Regions from separate parts of the Homo sapiens genome. Here region 1 is linked to region 2. A link is a loop called in an ENCODE intact Hi-C map of the cell type or tissue named here. Cell type or tissue: endothelial cell of umbilical vein. All regions are shown on one strand. Each heading gives the region's core, and the rest is flanking DNA. Links, peaks and the distances in the headings are about the cores only.

What was found. Hi-C counts contacts between places; a loop is a spot of excess contacts. Peaks named below come from ENCODE experiments on the same cell type or tissue, not always from the same donor. Only the 100,000 strongest peaks of a DNase experiment are listed, where the experiment ranks them.
Region 1: a loop joins it to region 2, with 2.9 times the contacts of the local background. A loop is called at or near these places in 1 of 110 quality-filtered maps.

Annotation. Positions count from the first base shown.
Region 1 is chr6:54,264,821-54,273,164 of GRCh38, reverse strand. MLIP (muscular LMNA interacting protein) reads right to left here. Exons shown (of 14, transcript NM_001281747.2): 14 at 6,885-7,215. The coding sequence ends at 7,210. Among named protein-coding and RNA genes, the nearest start is that of TINAG, 39 kb to the left of the region's middle. In endothelial cell of umbilical vein, for the core only: a CTCF peak has its summit at 5,185 (motif pointing right); a DNase peak (open chromatin) is centred at 5,174; H3K27ac peaks cover 205 bases.
Region 2 is chr6:54,051,026-54,059,369 of GRCh38, reverse strand. It overlaps a transcript of MLIP not described here. Among named protein-coding and RNA genes, the nearest start is that of MLIP-AS1, 7.6 kb to the right of the region's middle. In endothelial cell of umbilical vein, for the core only: no CTCF peak of the experiment used is centred there; a DNase peak (open chromatin) is centred at 5,149; H3K4me3 peaks cover 298 bases.

The sequences.
Region 1 (8,344 bases), core at 305-8,304, 210 kb before region 2:
TGCAGGTTTCCATTTATATATTTTATTAATTGTAGAGATAAAGCCCTCACTTAGGAAATGGCCTGACATGTAAAATTTTCATAAGCCTAAAAATGTGTCTTATGTAACCAAAATGACTTTGGGTTTTAGAGCTGATTTGCAACTTGGTCTCATAAATTCTGCTCTATTTAAATCCTCTAAAGTACAACTTTCACATAGCCAATAGAAACTAAAAATTTTTCTAGTCATTTTCCCAGAAAGTCAAGCTTACTTTCAGTGAACTGCGCATTTCAGTGTTTCTCTGACTATTACTGTCTACTTCTAAGGTAGAAAGCATTGATTACCTTCACCATAGCTTATTAATCAATGCATGACCACCAACTAAGACTCCAAAACAGTTCCAGTCTAGTGAACACCCACTCCGACACTCAGGCCCTCAGACCTGAGATCTCCACAGCCGTACCAGTGACTTGAATAGGATAGAGGACCATCAAGCTGAGGGATCAGTCCCTCAGGGGAGTGTCATATCAGAGCTCAGGATGTGGTCCAAACTCAAGTTATTGATATGAAAGGGGCCTGGCAATGAGGGAGAGTCCAAGTGTGTTAGTGGCAGAGTAGCTGAGAAGATAGAAGGTCTCAGTAGGTGAAAGGGGCTAAAGAGTAGCCCGTTGTGGGAGCTCTGTGGCTGGTTGTCTCACCTTGGGCAGGGAATGCCTGAGGAGCAACTCCAGAAGGGACCAACAAAACTGTTTTTGGGGTTGGGTTTGAGGGATTCTTTTGTTGTTTGTTTTACTATGATGATTCCAATTTGCTGAAGTTTTGTGATATTTTCACTTTCTTTAAAGTAAGAACGGGAAAAAAGTTGTGGTAGATTTTTAGGTGAAAATTTTGGCTACTACTTTCTGAGCACTAATGGCATTACTTATTATTGTATCTCTTGACGCAGCTCTGAGGAAAGAAGCTTTTTATTTAGAAAAATCAATAAGCTATTTAGATGGATAGAAGATCTAAGAAAGAGATAGTAAAACAGTTGTATAAAAATTAAGAAGCAATTTGTGGACAGAATGAAGTTAAGGAGAGAGAAAATGAGAGAAGGACTCCAAACAGCAAGGTGGAAATGGAAGATGCCAATTTGTCATAAATGACTCATTCCTTTTTAAGAACTAGGAAGTCTAAAATCCAATTTAAATAGTCCGTCATTTGTTGACATGTAATAAGTCTTCATCTCTCAGTTATCACCATAGCTCACAAATCTTCAGTAAAAGTCTAGCTTATACCTTGGTGTAGGGGACTTGTAGGTAGGGATTCTCAGGTAAAGGGAATGTGATCCACACTGAAGGCGTGCTAAGAATGTTTCAGCAAGATGCGAAGTAGGACATGAATGTTCCATAGAAGCTAGGAATTTGCTCTAGAAAAATATAATCTTTGGGAATTCACAGAAATCTTGGAGAGGGCATTGAATTTATCTTAGCAAGCAGGGATGTGTTAAGCCAGTCTTAACTAGAGGCAGCATTCTACATATTACTATTGAGAATGATTTAGCAAGTGTATTCTGAAGTGGTGAACAAATCACACTGGGTTTTCTCAATTATTCAGGGAATAGGGTGTTATAACAGAAGTTTTCAATATTAGAGTGGTAAAGCACTAGCACGTGCAGAAGAAGAGAGGAAGAGCAGCTGGCATGCCACTGAAATGGATGTAATCTCTAAATCCTCCTGTATTGTAATGGAGTGTCAAGTAAGGCAGAAGTTTGAAAAGAGAAATCAAAAATACAGAACTATGTCCATAGTTCAAGAAACAGTCTCTTTAAAGCAGATTTTGTTAATTTAGGAAGAATTGTTTGAGTAGTATTGTGCCCATCAAGATTGTCTGAGAGAAGTGGAGCTTAGTTCCCAAAAAGGAGTTTCATCTTGCATAAAGGAGGCTTTGGGCAAGGGGATTCAGAGGAGAATATCCAAACATAGTTATTCAGATTTCCTGCTTGTTGGGCAAGTGGAAACTTGAACCGTTAATCTGAAAAATCAGACTTGAAACTATTTGCCGCCCGAGCTGGTAAAGAGGCTCCCACCTGTCATAATCTCCATTCATAGCTCTTACTGATGTACCCTTAGAGAAGGGAATGTGACTTCCAAGAGAGTGTTAACTGTTTGACTCATGGCAGAAGAAAAATGGAAAAACACTTGTAGAGGAAAAAGACCTTCAGAGAAAAAAAGACCAAAATTCCAATCCAATTCTGCCACATCTTAACCTTAACGTTTAATCTCCCTTATTATTACGCCCGATGCAAAAATGCAAGCAAAATCTGTGAGCAGTGATAGGACTGGAAACTTAGAAGAAAGTACACATTTTTGTTTTCTCCCTTTTATGTAAATATTATTAGTTGTGTGCAAAAACAAATTTTGAAAAATAGAATTTTCTCCCTAGTATTACTGCCTTAGTATATAATAATGAATGAAAGCTTCAGTCCTTGTTGGTATACTTTCCTAAATTCTGTTGAACCTACCTAATATTAACTGAGCACCAGTTCTTAAAAGTTCAGAGCCTGGCCTACTACGCATTCTTCAAAATCTACTTCTTTCTCTAATCTTAAATGACTTAAGTAAAAGGTTTTACAAACTTTATCTGTTAGTTGGAAAAGAGAAGTAAGCTGCTAACTTTAATTTCTCCACAACTTCTGCTATTTTTACCTAAACTAGTATTGATTTAAAAAGAAAAACAAAAAGACTGAACTGTGACTCAAAAGCAGAGTTGACAAAATCTCTAGAATTTCTACGCCCTTAAGTGATTTAACTCAGCTCGAAGTTGAAAAGGCTTCTAAGCCTTGTGAGAAATATTATCCAGTTCTATTCACATTATTATCAGAACCTTTTGCCTCTTAGTACTTCCACAGAACATATTTTTGGCTAAACATATTTTTAATTGAGTTTTCCATTGTTTCAATTTAGATATTCTGTTCAATATTTTTAAATCACAATCTGTAGCCCCCTGGAAAAATTTGTCTTTTTTACTTTTCCTTCTTTTTTTTAGCATTTATGACTCTTCCTCTGCCTGTTGTGTGGTTTTATTTTTTGAATTTATCCCCAGAGTTTCCAATTAAGGAAAATATGGACTCAGGTGCTTAAGTGATGTTGAGCAATTGTATATACATCTGTTAGAAAACTTTTATAAGAAATTAAAGCGTTTTTATTAAACTATAAAATGAAGAGAAAAGCCTATTTCTAGTCAAATAAATTGAAAATAATACATTTTAAAGTATGAAGGGAATAAAACATTTAATTTTACAACCTACCACAGGAATATATGAAATGTCCCCCAAATGTGCTATATATTTTAAACAAATCCAGAAATATTTTCTAACTACTAGTTGATTACTCTAAGACCTCTGGATTTACTCTAAGCAAAGCAATCTTTTCTTCTTATAAATCAAGTTATCATCTCATACAGTTGATTTAATTTCTAATTGATAAACAATTCACATGTAGAAATCTGCAGCAGTCTAGTTAAAGTAGAATTTTTGTTCCCTGTCCTAATTGCAGATTTTTCTGCTTGCCCAATAGATAAAGTTCTGAGAATATTCCCTTGTTACTTAAGCTTTCAATTATCTCTTTGTTTCTGCACTTTACTTCAGAGACTATGAAGAACAATATTCAAAAGACCTTCCATTTTCACCAAATTAAAATTTCACAAGAAAATAATGGGTCCCACCGGTGATGTGTAATGAAAAGTCCGAAAAAAACAAAAGCTTTATAAAGAGGGAAGTCACAGCCATAGTCACGTAAAGGTTAATAGTCAGACTTAAGAATTACTACCCTAGTTTCCTTTCCTCTAAACTGAATGAAGTCTGAGGACTGTTCAACCTGTGTCCTCAAATTTCTTAGTGGAAATAAACTACAGTAGTTGCCCAATGTAGTAACTGGCTTCCCTAGCTTACTTCCTCACTTCCTTATCAGTGTTTCCTATTATTATCTCCCAAATAAACTACTTACACTAAATCCTTGTCTTAGAGTTCGCTTCTGGAAGAACCCAAATAAAGATGCAGTCTCAGTACCTGGCAAATTCCACATCATCTGTCCCCATCTCCTTCCTCCTCAGAAACATACATAGTGCCCCCAACCTCCTTAGTGCACTGAATGTGCTGCTCACCAAACTGAAAAGTCACTAATTCATGTCCCATGTTCTCCCAATAATCAACACTTGCCTTTCCTATGCTCACGCTCTTAAGACTTTGTTCTTTACTGAGAAACTGAACAAATAAATTAAACCATGATGTTCAGATGCAGCAATTTGTAGCAATGACACAGTAGGAAAATCAAAAGACCTTGTGCTAGGTTTGTCATTCACTAATTTGGTGACCTCAGTCAAATAACCTGTCGGTCTCAAATGTTTCAGTAACAAGTGAAAGTTGTCAGAATCAAAATGGAGTCACAAACATTTAAAAACAAAAATCTGATAGAGCCAGAAACGGCCATGAAGAGAGAGTTCTCCTGCTACTATGCCTGATAAAAGCTATTACAGAAAACTCTGCAAAATCACAACCTTGTACAAAAGCCATGGGAAGCTTATACAACAAAATATTTCTACAAGGACAGCAACTGCCTATCCAATCTTGAACTGGTGTCACCTTTGTTACTGATATTTGCAGTTAAGGATAATTATTTCAAAATTATCATGTAATCCTCCTCATTTTTTCCTTTAAAATTCTTTATTGTTTTTTACTTCCCTTAATATGCATGCAAATAGTTTACTATAGCCTATGTATACCCACCGCAATATTCTACTCCCAAATAAATTTCTTTTTCTTTTAAGGGCCTCACTCTGTTATTTAGGTTGACAAATGAAATGAAGATAATAATACTTGACTGAAAATTGCAATGAGTTAAAGGGTATAAAAGTCTTAGAGAATTGGAAAATATAGGATGAATAGGACACCACGTCAAACAACCTTCCCATTTTAAGAGTTGCCTCCAATGACATTGGATCCTAATGTTTCAAAGATCAGACCTTCAAAGGTGGAAAGGTACTTGGGGATATAAGAAACCTAATGCATTGCTGATGGGAATAAAAAATGGTGCAGCTACTCTAAAAAGTAATCTGGGAGGATTTCATCAAATTAAGTACATGGGAACTTCAGGATTAAACAATTCTAGTCCTATGTATGTATTCCAGAGAAATTCTCACAGAGGTCCACAAGGGGGCACATGCAAGAATGTACATCACAACAGTTGGTACAGGAAAACAACCTGAGAGACCAAGGCTGGGCGGGTAGATAAGTAAAATGTGATGAGACTCTACCACGCAGCTGTGAGAACACAATATAATAGATGTCTATAGAGCAATGTGTATAAAGCTTTAAAAACAGAGCTGAGTAGAAAAAAACAAAAAAAAAAAACAGAATATAAGCAATACCATTTATATTTATTAAATATATATGCAGACAAAACAATGTACATCTTCAAAACATATATGAGCAAAAGATATACATTAAATAAATAAGAATGTGTGCATACAGCAGAGAAGGGAAGATAGAAATTCTTATAAATGATGATCATTAATCAACAAGCATACATGAGGGGGGCTTGCCCAAATTTGTGACAGAAATCTGCCATGAGCTGAGGAGTGTAATCAAGTCACCCTTTTACACTGGAGATCCAAAAATGACTGCGTAAATAACTACACAAATGATTGAGTAAGTGGCTTGGTCTTAGAATCAGATTACTTGGACTTGAATTCTGCCGCTGCCACTTACTAGCTTAATTTAACCATTTGGAGGAGCCTGTTCTCACAAAAATAAAATATGGATAATAATATTACCAACATCACAGGCTCATTGTGGAGGTTAAATTACATTCATGTAAAGTACTTGGTGTGGTGCATTGCTCATGATAAGAGCACAGTGAATGTTAGAGATCATTATTAATAATCTAAAGTGATGCTCCACACAATTTATCAGGTTGATGGAGAAATGGTTTTTTTGGGGGGAAGGAGAGATGAGCAGAGGGCTTTATTGAGCCTCCTTTGCTTCTCTAACACCAACAAAGGGGACATTGAGAAGTATTTATTTCCATTTGTCAAATAATAGCTGAAATTAGAACATTCTAAAATGGCTATTGGAGAATGAAGGAGCCTAGTTGCTCTTCTATAGGTCACTCTCCCTGCTTGAGTTTGGGTGATGGGACTGGGTGATGAAGCTTGATTTAGGGGCACTGTGGCTCAGAGCTGGCTCCACAGAGAACATGGGCAATGTGCAAAGAGTGAATGAAGCCAGTTTTCCCAAGACTGCTTTACCATCAGGGGCTCACTGTCCAGACTCCTGTTCTTTCTTAATGTGTGTTATCCTAGGCTTCCCATATGAGCAGAAGAAGGAAATCACTTAGAGGGGGCTAGGACAGACTGCTGGGGATGACAACTGGGAAATAAATTGAAGATGGCCAACACGGTGGGCACATGATGTGCCTCTAGGGGGCTCTCAGGACTGTCATCAAGTATGGGTTTGCTCTATGGTCTCTGCTGCTCTCAGGATTTTGGATACAAACTAACTCTAAAGTAGTCTTCACAAGAATCATGTGGTGACAGGCAGAGAGACAGTGGTATCCCAGACACAGACACTCCAGTAACGCGATGTTCATCAGCACTGGGCTGCTCCTGGCACATAGTCTGTCCCAGCAGCACCGAATCCCAACAGAACAGGAAAGCAATGTGTGTTATACAAAATACCAACTTTCTCATGTTCAAGATCTCACCAGAGAACCTCTGAATATCAGCGTCTTCTGAAAGCTAATTAGTTACTTTAAAAGTTGTGATTTTTTTCATGTAAAAAAGTGAAGTAAAAGGGGAATAAAAACCTGACTCAGTTAGAAATGTATGCATTAAATAAAATTTGTATTGAAAAATAGTCACAGCCATTCTTCTATTTACCCACGATTCTTCTTTATTTGGCTGCCAAATATAGGGGCACGTTAGTATTGCGGTCAGCTTAATATTAAGTAGAAGGCATTAAAGGCTAGAACAGTGGTGCAAAAAGCTGTAGGTAAATCTCTTCTATGCTGGCTGTTAGCAGAGCACTGTGATGCTATATAATTGCAGCAAACTTTTTTTTTGGTTCTGCTGCACTGCAGCTCATAAAGGGAGCACTCATTCTGGAAAAAAAAAAAAAAGTTAAATCTAGCAAGTGGTTAGCACCAGCATTCCAAAAAACTTCAGCAGCCTGTGTTTTCAGCCTCTGCTCCAACTTCATTGCTGTAAAATAAGAGAATATGGTAGTCAGGTTAAGATGAATAAATTTAAAAATATACACCTGAAAATTATACATTAATATTTGGGCATAGCATCTCCTACAAAAAAATGGTTTATACTACAATAGGAAAAGCTTATTTTTATTCCTTAAGTAGATCCTTCCTTGTTTCACTATTAATGGCATAATAAAGACAAACAGCTGTACCTTTACATCAGACTCCAATCTCTTGGCAGTTCAGCAGAGCAGTTCTGGCCTCCTACAAAGTGCCATGATGGTTTTGAGGGGCAGGGGCTGCCTTAAGGAACAGCACTGTTATATCTCACCCACACCCACACCCTTCCATGACTTGGCTGATGACTTAACTTCACTTTAGCATTGACTGCACCATTCCCTAAAATGCATCATCTAACAAGGAGGTAAACTGAATAGGGATTGAATTAAGTCCCAGCTTTTGCAAAAAGGAACATTACAAAAGACCAAGACCAAATAACCTCTCGCTTTTCTTCATATATTGATTTGCTTGATCTTACAATTTTGCTCTGTGGTAGAGGAGTGATTCCAATAATTTCTTTACCCATTCAGTCTCTCTGTTCCTATATGATAGGGTTGAACTGTCTGGAACAGATAAGATAAACTTAATTGAGTGGAAGATGGCTATTGGCAACTGTGAAGGCAGATTATACAAAAGAAAGTATAAAAGAAAATATCAGAGATGAAGCAAGAAGAGAAATATAGTTCTAAGACATGTCTCTGATAGAACAATGTGACGGAATAACACCAATGGAGGAACTGACCAGAACTTTCTATTTCCAGGTTCCAACTCATGACTAACATGGGAACCTTCCGAAATGCCTGGTAGAAAATAAAGGAGGTCAGTTGCCTTTCTGTAGGCAACTGTCTGTGCTTTGCCCTCAGCCAGATCATGAGGTGAAGAAGCAGTGGTGACTTAGAGCTGGCTCCTATGTGCAAGGTGAATGTCTTGGCCAAGCAGCTAAACAGGATTGTGAATCGCGGTTACATTCTGCATTATTATGAGAAAGTATATTTTAGACTAGAAGAAGGAGACAGATAAAAAGCACTAACAAAGGGGTGGCTCATGACTGCTCTGGTTTGTTCTGGCCATAGAAAATC
Region 2 (8,344 bases), core at 334-8,333:
CAGTCACCTAAATTCCAAGGAGTTCTGAGGGATCTACATACACAAAGACAAATCAAAGCAACATTTTGAGTGCCAGATTCTCCAGTGAAAGACTGAGTAAAAGCCTGAGTTAATCTGAGCCCTAAGTGTAGTCTTTTACTTTATCCAGAAAACTAGAAGCAGCACATTTGGGTTGAAAGGAATATGGGGAAGAAAGGGAAGGAAGGAAAGCATGCAAGCTAGGTAGGCCCTTAGACAAGTCTCTGAATACACTGATTCAAATCTCTCCCTCTATCTCTTTGCCTTGAAAATGTACGCCCAACCAATATATCAGTTTCTAAATGATAGTACAGCATATCTGCCTTATAGACTTGTAGAATTTACTTTTTTGTTGTTGATACTGTTGTTAAAACCATTCAGGTTCAACTACGGAGCTTTAAGCTTGAATTTACTACAGTGGAAGTAGAAGGTAAGTCAATTTCCACATATCTTTCTCTTACCTTCTTTTCCTCCTTCTATCTCTCTCTATCTTCCTCTAGATATTTGGTTTCTACCCCCAACTAATTGTGAATTACAACAATTGTCTTTGAGCCAATATCTGATATCTGATATTTGTTTGAGGGTCCAATGTCACTAACAATTTTTTGTATGATGTATGGAAAAGAGAGCTGTTTCTTCTCATCTAGAACAACATGGCTTCAATTCCTAGTCAAATTATTTGGTGCTTATATGAAATGTTACTTTCTCAAGGAGGATTTTATTAGCCTTTTGACTTGAATTAAATGGTCTGTGTTTACCTCCCTTTTATAACACTAATCACATAGCTACTTGTTTAAAGACTGCCTTTCCTGTTAGAATGTAAGCTTCATAAAGTAGGCAGATGGCCATAAGGCCATAGAGCACATCAGTGCTGGTTAGATAAAGGCTACCCTTTCTCCAGACAGATGCAACCCTGTGCCATAGTGCACAGCTTATCAAGTGGAATGCTGCCTGCATTTCAGTTCCCACTCAAGTCCTTGGCAGTAAACATGCACAACCACATGCAATGTCCAAAATGCAGAGATCACCTCTTTATTTTTACCACTGTAACCCCAGTATCTAACACAAAGTCTGACACCTGGAAGATGATTAATAATTATTTATCAAACTGAATTTTGATACTTGAAAGGGAAGTAAAGACCCAATTATAAACACAGCATTTCCATTCATTTGCCCAATTAGTTATCCTACATGTTTTTTTTCTATTCCCCCTAAAATATACACATACACACACATATAATGTCTCTACACAAAATACAGAGTATATTTTTCTAAGCCTGTGATCCAAAATTATTTGCCTAATTTGACCTCTAGAAAGTCCGACTACTATAACTTAGCTTTCTGTTTAAAGTTTCAGGGGTAAAGTGGAAGAAAATATGCAAGTCAACATGGTGTATTATTACAGGTCAGATTTTCTTCTCCTGTTAAATACTATCAATACATTTGTTGAACCTTTAGTCTCTATTTTTGCCTCTCTGTCTCAAACAGTTTGTAAAGGTCTCTTGCATTTCTTCAGTAAAACAGGAGCTCTATTTAATGGCAGAAATGTCATACTGCATCTTGGAATTCTTAAAGCAAAACATTTTACTACATTCAGAAAAAAAATTAATCCAATGTTTAAAAAGAAAAAGAAAATTAATTCCCAACAATCAGTTATCTCAAATGGAAAAAACTGCCTTAAAAAAATTAGTGGACTTGCCATGACTGGACGTGATCTAGCAGAAATCGATTAGTATTTGTCATGGATGTTGCAAAGAGATTTCTGCAGAAGGAGAAAAGTTTGAGAAGGTCTATATTCTCAGCATTTCTAAGAATGCAGGTTCTGCTACAACAAAAAGCAACTACTATTCCCCCTGAATGCAAATATGCAAGCATTTTATAAGTTTATTAACCCTTACAGACAAAAGAATGTAACAAAATTTCTAGCAAGATAGTTTGTTGTGAATTTACTGTAATAGTTAAGAATATTCTGAGACAAGTTTGGTTTATTTTTGTATCCTGGGGCAGTAGTCGTATGCAGTTGTAACTACTGAACTTAGAAACCTTCCAAAGTTCACATTGCATAATTATAGTCCCAACCTCCCATCTACCCAGTGTAGCAGCCATATGGAATTGTTATGTGTTGTGTGCTAGAACCAGAGTTTTGTGGATAAATGCCATCTCTGGTGCCAACTAGCTGTGCATGTCTTTGGGCAAGTCATTTAATTTCTCAGTGCTTTGTCTCTTGATCTGAAAAACTGGGATAGAAGTAATACCAAAGTCACCTGGGCTATTGTGAGGAGTAAATGAGTGAATACATATAAAATGCTTAGAACATGTCTGACAAAGGTAAGCATTCAATAAATGTTAACCCTATGCCTTTAAGCAATTTTCTTTTCTTTTCTGTGACTTACTTTTCTCATTTATAAAGCAAAAATAACCCTACTACCTTAGAACATTGTACAAATCATGGTAGAGATGTAAAAAATGCTTTGGAATATTTTAACTTCTATGCAAATACCAAAAGTGAATTAAACTAATATTATGAACTACTAAGAAAATTCTTTTCTTTCTTCCTTCAATTGAAAATACTTTTTAAACCTTCTTCTTCACTCCATAAGAGAAATGTTTCACTAAAAAGAGCTAGGAATTGTACATCGATGTGGATAATAGCTGTGGAAATAAAGGCATTCTTGCTGGCAAGCTTCTAGAGATGGGTTTTAGCATTTTTCTGCATATAGAAGATTGGGGATTTTTCAGTATCACAGAGAAAACTAAAAACACACGACACGAAAATATAAAAGTATTCTCTCAGAAGTAGAAGAGGTCTCTCACTCCTGGGTCTCCTACTGTTTACTTCTGCAAGTATTCCCTAGTGCATCAATTCATAGAGCAATCTATCACAGGTACAGGGAGCAGAATGACCTCCAACAAAGGGAGAAAGCAACATCTTCCCAAAAATGAGGAAGGGAAGCTAAAACAGATTAGCAAAAGCCTTTATGAATTGCTCCCAAAGGTCTGCTTGACCTTTCACGTTCAAGCCTCTGTACAGCGTGTCCTATTTCAGCTTTTCATGAAATCTTTCAATTCCTCAAACTTGGTCAACTTAGAGCCAAAACTGAAAGATGAAAAGGCAAAGTCATGCACTTAGGTCAAGAAAAGGACTACCTAGGTGCATGATGGATGAGTTTTAGTTCAAATAATTCACGTAAACAAAGCTGATGGGTAGGATGCTTGTAGACATGACATGTCCACAGTATGATGACTCTAACAAAATAATTTAACCAAATATTTTTAAAATTAAGATGTCATTTTAAAATTTAAAAGTGGCATATGGTTGTCGTAGAGAAGTTTTAAAATATTAAAAAAATATATAAATATGTAAAGTGCAACAACCATTTACCTGGTAATAACTCACAGATAACCCACATCAAATTAGACCTTAGATTCTAAGCTTCATGAAAGCAGGAATTGCCACATAAGGGTAAGCAAAAGAGACATGATCTCTGCCCTCAAGGAGTTTAGCAGGCACTCCTCCTTCAGGTCTTTACTGAAATGTCACCTTCTCGGCAGTCCCTGATCACCTTATTATAAATGTCCTTCCAATATTCCCCATTTAATTTTTCTCCATGCTACTGATCACCTTTGAATATAGAATATATATTTTAATAATCATATTTATTATGTGTTCCATGTTTGTTATATTTTTGTTTATTTTATTGTCTCTTTCCCCTCACTCAAATGTTGATTTGCCATGATATTCCCAGAGTTTAAACAGTGCCTGAAAAATATAAGGCAACTAATATTTGTTGACTAAATTAATGAATGAACAGGGACTGAATGAAAACACACTTCAATGTAGTTTTTTCTGAATAATTAACTATGTGCCCAATAAGAGAGGACTAGGTAAATAGTTTATGATACTTCCATAAAATAAGATATTTTGAAAATATAGATTTCTACATTTACTAGCATGTAAAATTTCTACCATAAGTCTGTTAGATTTTTGAAAACCACATTATGAAAACATATATGATATAACCTCATTTTCAATATATATACACATATTTGTATGCTTATATTGATAAATAATCCCTGCTGTGTGCCCGGGATCATGTTACACATTGGGGACACATAGAAGGAAAAAGTGTACTCAGGAAACAGACATATAAAAAAGATAGTGATGAGGCCGGGTGCGGTGGCTCACGCCAGTAGTCCCAACACTTTGGGAGGCCGAGACAGGCGGATCACGAGGTCAGGAGATCAAGACCATCCTGCTAACACAGTGAAACCCCGTCTCTACTAAAAATACAAAAAAATAGCTGGGCGTGGTGGCGGGCGCCTGTAGTCCCAGCTACTCGGGAGGCTGAGGCAGGAGAATGGCGTGAACCCAGGAGGCGGAGCTTGTAGTGAGCCGAGATCAAGCCAGTGCACTCCAGCCTGGGCGACAGAGCGAGACTCCGTCTCAAAAAAAAAAAAAAGATAGTGATGAAACAATGTGATAAGCACTGTAACTAATATACTTATGTGAATTACTTCTGCGTTAGGAGAGGTCTGGCTCCTTGAGAAAATGGGTAGGAAAGGGTGGGAACAATTACCTCGTTAGAGAAAAGATGCTTTATACAAGCACACTGACTTTAACGGGAAGCTGCCAGAGAAAATGTTATCTTGCACATGATAATGCAACGTTCTACTTACCATTCAAAAGCAAAGCATGATTTCTATATTATTCATGATCACAATGAGATCTTGCAAGTGAAATATTGACTATTATTGCTTTGATATCTTTAATCTAGCCCTGAATATGGATAGGAACAGAGTGAAAATTCAGTGAATTGCAAAAATGTATGTTTCTGCTTTCAGTTCACATTCCATTACAGGATGCTATATCCGATACAGTACTGAATCTCAAGGAGACCCGTCATTTTTTTTTTTTTTTTTTGCCTTTTTTTCCCCACTGTCCTTAATACACGAAAGAAAGTAGAGACTTCGAAACTCAATCTGACACAATCCACCCTGTTTGTCATCGGTACAATGTGTCATTTGCAAGTTCATACAGTGTCTTCCATCTATTACAGGGTGTGGAGCAGCTAAGAATAGCTGCAGAACTTGACTCTAAGCTGCTTGCCGGGAAGCACTAAACTTACTGCATGACTCAGTGTGGGATGTAAATTCTTGTGAGAGCGCTGATAAGAAAAGGAGTCTTTCAGCAAGAGAGCCTTTTTAATGGGTTGCTAAGAACTTTCACCACTTTGGTGTTTTTGTGAAAAAAAAGCAAACTTGTACATATGCCACATTCCTGAGCACCAGTGAGTGGCACATAGGTACATTTCTCCCTTGTGGCTCAGATGGCAAATTTGGATGGTTTCCATTAAAGAAAATCTAAACTCTGAATTATGCTTTGCTCATAAACAGCACCACAGGCTTAGATAGTAGAGCCAAGGTTTAAACAGCCTGAGAGTACTTGTCCATGCTTCATTTAAAGTCATTCCTGCATTATTTATTATATTAGCCACTAGTGCACTTGTATCAGTCAGACATCTCAGAATCTCCCACCTGGATTCAATTCTCAAATAGACACTTAAAAATCTGGAAATAAAATAAAAATTGTAACAAGGAAATTTTATTCAGCTAGGCACTGTGCTAAGCTCTTTACATGCATTTTCTAATTTAATTTGCACAACAACTCTACAAGGTATATTAGATTAATATGACTAAATTAAGTTCAGTTACTTGCCCACAGTCACAAAGCTAGTAATCATGATAGCATTCTGCAATTTGGCATTACTTTCTTTCATTTTAATTTCACAACCACCTGCTATGGTAAATCAAGAAATTAATATCATGTCACTTGAACTTTATAATGAGATTTTGCACAAGTCCCTGCCTATGTAAGTAAGACTATTAATTTAAACTTTATATTGCATTTTCCCAGAATGAGAAGTAGGAGAAAAAAGATAATTTCTCTAAACCATGAAAGAAAAGACATCATAAATGCTATTCATTTTCATATGAAGTTTAAAGGTAGAAAAATATAAATATCATCTCTTTAACATCCCAAAATTATGGTTCTGAGCATATTCTTTTACCTTGTGAAATAGCTGACATTTTGACTGTTTTGAACTACAAAATGGGAATTCCACATGGTTCAACCCAGTACAAAACATAGTGGTGCTTAAGGTATGGGTATCAGAGCCAGGAATACCTAGGATCAAGTCCTGCTATTGCCATTTTCTAGTTCTGTGTTCCCAGCACACTATCACTGCTCTTAGTCTTAGGTCCTTTCATTATAAAATGGGGCTAATATAAGTGCTCACTTTTGTGAGAAGATGATGCACAAAGCACTTAGCAGTCAACAATGCTCTGAAATGACCACCATATTTTTTATTCATTTACTTTCAGACTGAGCCAACAATTTCCCCAATCCACATATCTCCCTCTTACAATACCTCAAAGTAGACCAGCATATTAATATGAGACCTCATTCACCACTATTCCTTTATCCTCTGAAATAAACCTCAGATTCACTTTAGAAACCAATAGAGATTCAGCTCTGCACTCCAATTTATTCCCTCATTCTAGAATTTTATATTTATAATTTGTCACAATGTTTTCTCATATTTCTATCTTGGACTATCACTCTCCCCTTTTCAATAAGTAGTATAATTTTTTCCTTATAATTTATCTCCAAAAAAACAGTGAAAGAAGAGCATTCTTGAATGTGTGCTAAAACTAATTATTATAACTCAGGGATTGTTAGGACACTATATAAACAATTGTGACAATGTGTGTCCATTTTTATGTGGATAATTATGAACCATTTCAGTTATTTTGTGTAAAAGAAAAATAGATCTCTACCTGTGTCTTTTCAAACTTTAGCTAAAAACAAAAATGCTAATTCTCTAAAATCAGTGTTATTAAACATAATCTAAACCTTTCCTTTCCTTACCAGAATTGCAGAAACAATTCAGGCTTTCTCAGTAGATGGTTGAACAACAGGTAGACGAACTTAAAAGTTTCCTTCTGCTCTAGGAGTGCCATGATTTTCATAGGAGTTTAATGTGCTTTCCTGATGCCATTGGTCCTGGTCCAATTTATCATAGTTGTCCTATAGCCATCCAGGTAGATGTTCATCTGAGCCTAAGAGGATCATATATTTCTTCTCTGGGACCCAGTAATTGAGCAAAGGGCTACACCTGTGATCTAAACTAGGCAAGTCAGCGTTCTCACCCATAATTTTCTAGCTTAACGCTGTTACCATTATCTTTTCTATCATAATCCATGAGCCTGACTAAGAGTGAGGCCAACACAGAGAAGTCAGAAGAGAGAAAGCAGAGCAGCAGTAAGATGGAGAAAATCAGACACTGATTACATCATTTTAGCTTCTGAATTCAGCACTGCCTGAAGTCCATATACCCTTGGTCTTCCAGTTATACCAAGCAATAAATTCCCATTTTTAAAAGGCAATTTGAATTGTATTTGTTACCAGCAAACAACAAAAGGAAACATGTAAAATGCTTGCCATAATGCCAGTCCGTACTAAGTGTTCTAAACTTTATTTATATAGCCCAAAAACTGTGTCTTCAAAAATTATAAACTTTATGGTTAGATAAGACCATCAAGATCTTCCATTCCTGTTCCCTCATTTTCTAGAGAAACTGAGACCCAGAGAGGATAAAGTGTTCCTCACAATCAAATTGCTCTTTATTTGCACATCTGGGATCAGAATCCCAGATTTTCTTTTTCCTATGTGTCATAGTCCCCTAAAATTGTCTACAATATAGAGACTATCAGGATTAATTAAGGTCTGGGAGGGACACTGAAAGTCTCAAACACAGGTAAAGAGGAAAAAGCAGTCTCCTTTAGGCTGAGTTTGGGAGTTTTGTACGTTTGGGTTTTGGTACATTTTTCAGACAACATTAAAGTAATAATCAGTAAATTTGAGTTTTCCACTGATGTTACAACTACCCATTCCCTGCCTTTGTATTGAAAGGAAAAATAAAAGAAAAAATTAATATTTGAAGTGGCATATTTAAATTAAATTAAACAATTTAATTCAAAGAATGCATTGATTCTAAGCACTCAAAAAGCACTCTACAATGTATTATAAACAAAACAAAGATGACTAAAACATACTTGCTGCAGGATAGTTCTTCAAATATTATATTTATACTAATACTTATATATTTATAATATACAAATATTTATACTAGTAGACTGCTCGAGGTCCAACAAGGAGGTTGAGAGTGGGGAGAAGGGAAAGTGGAGCAAGAAACACAAAAGAGATGGAAACAAATACCTCCTGAAGGACTTGGGGAGACCTTCTTGAAAAAGTGCCTTGAGCTAG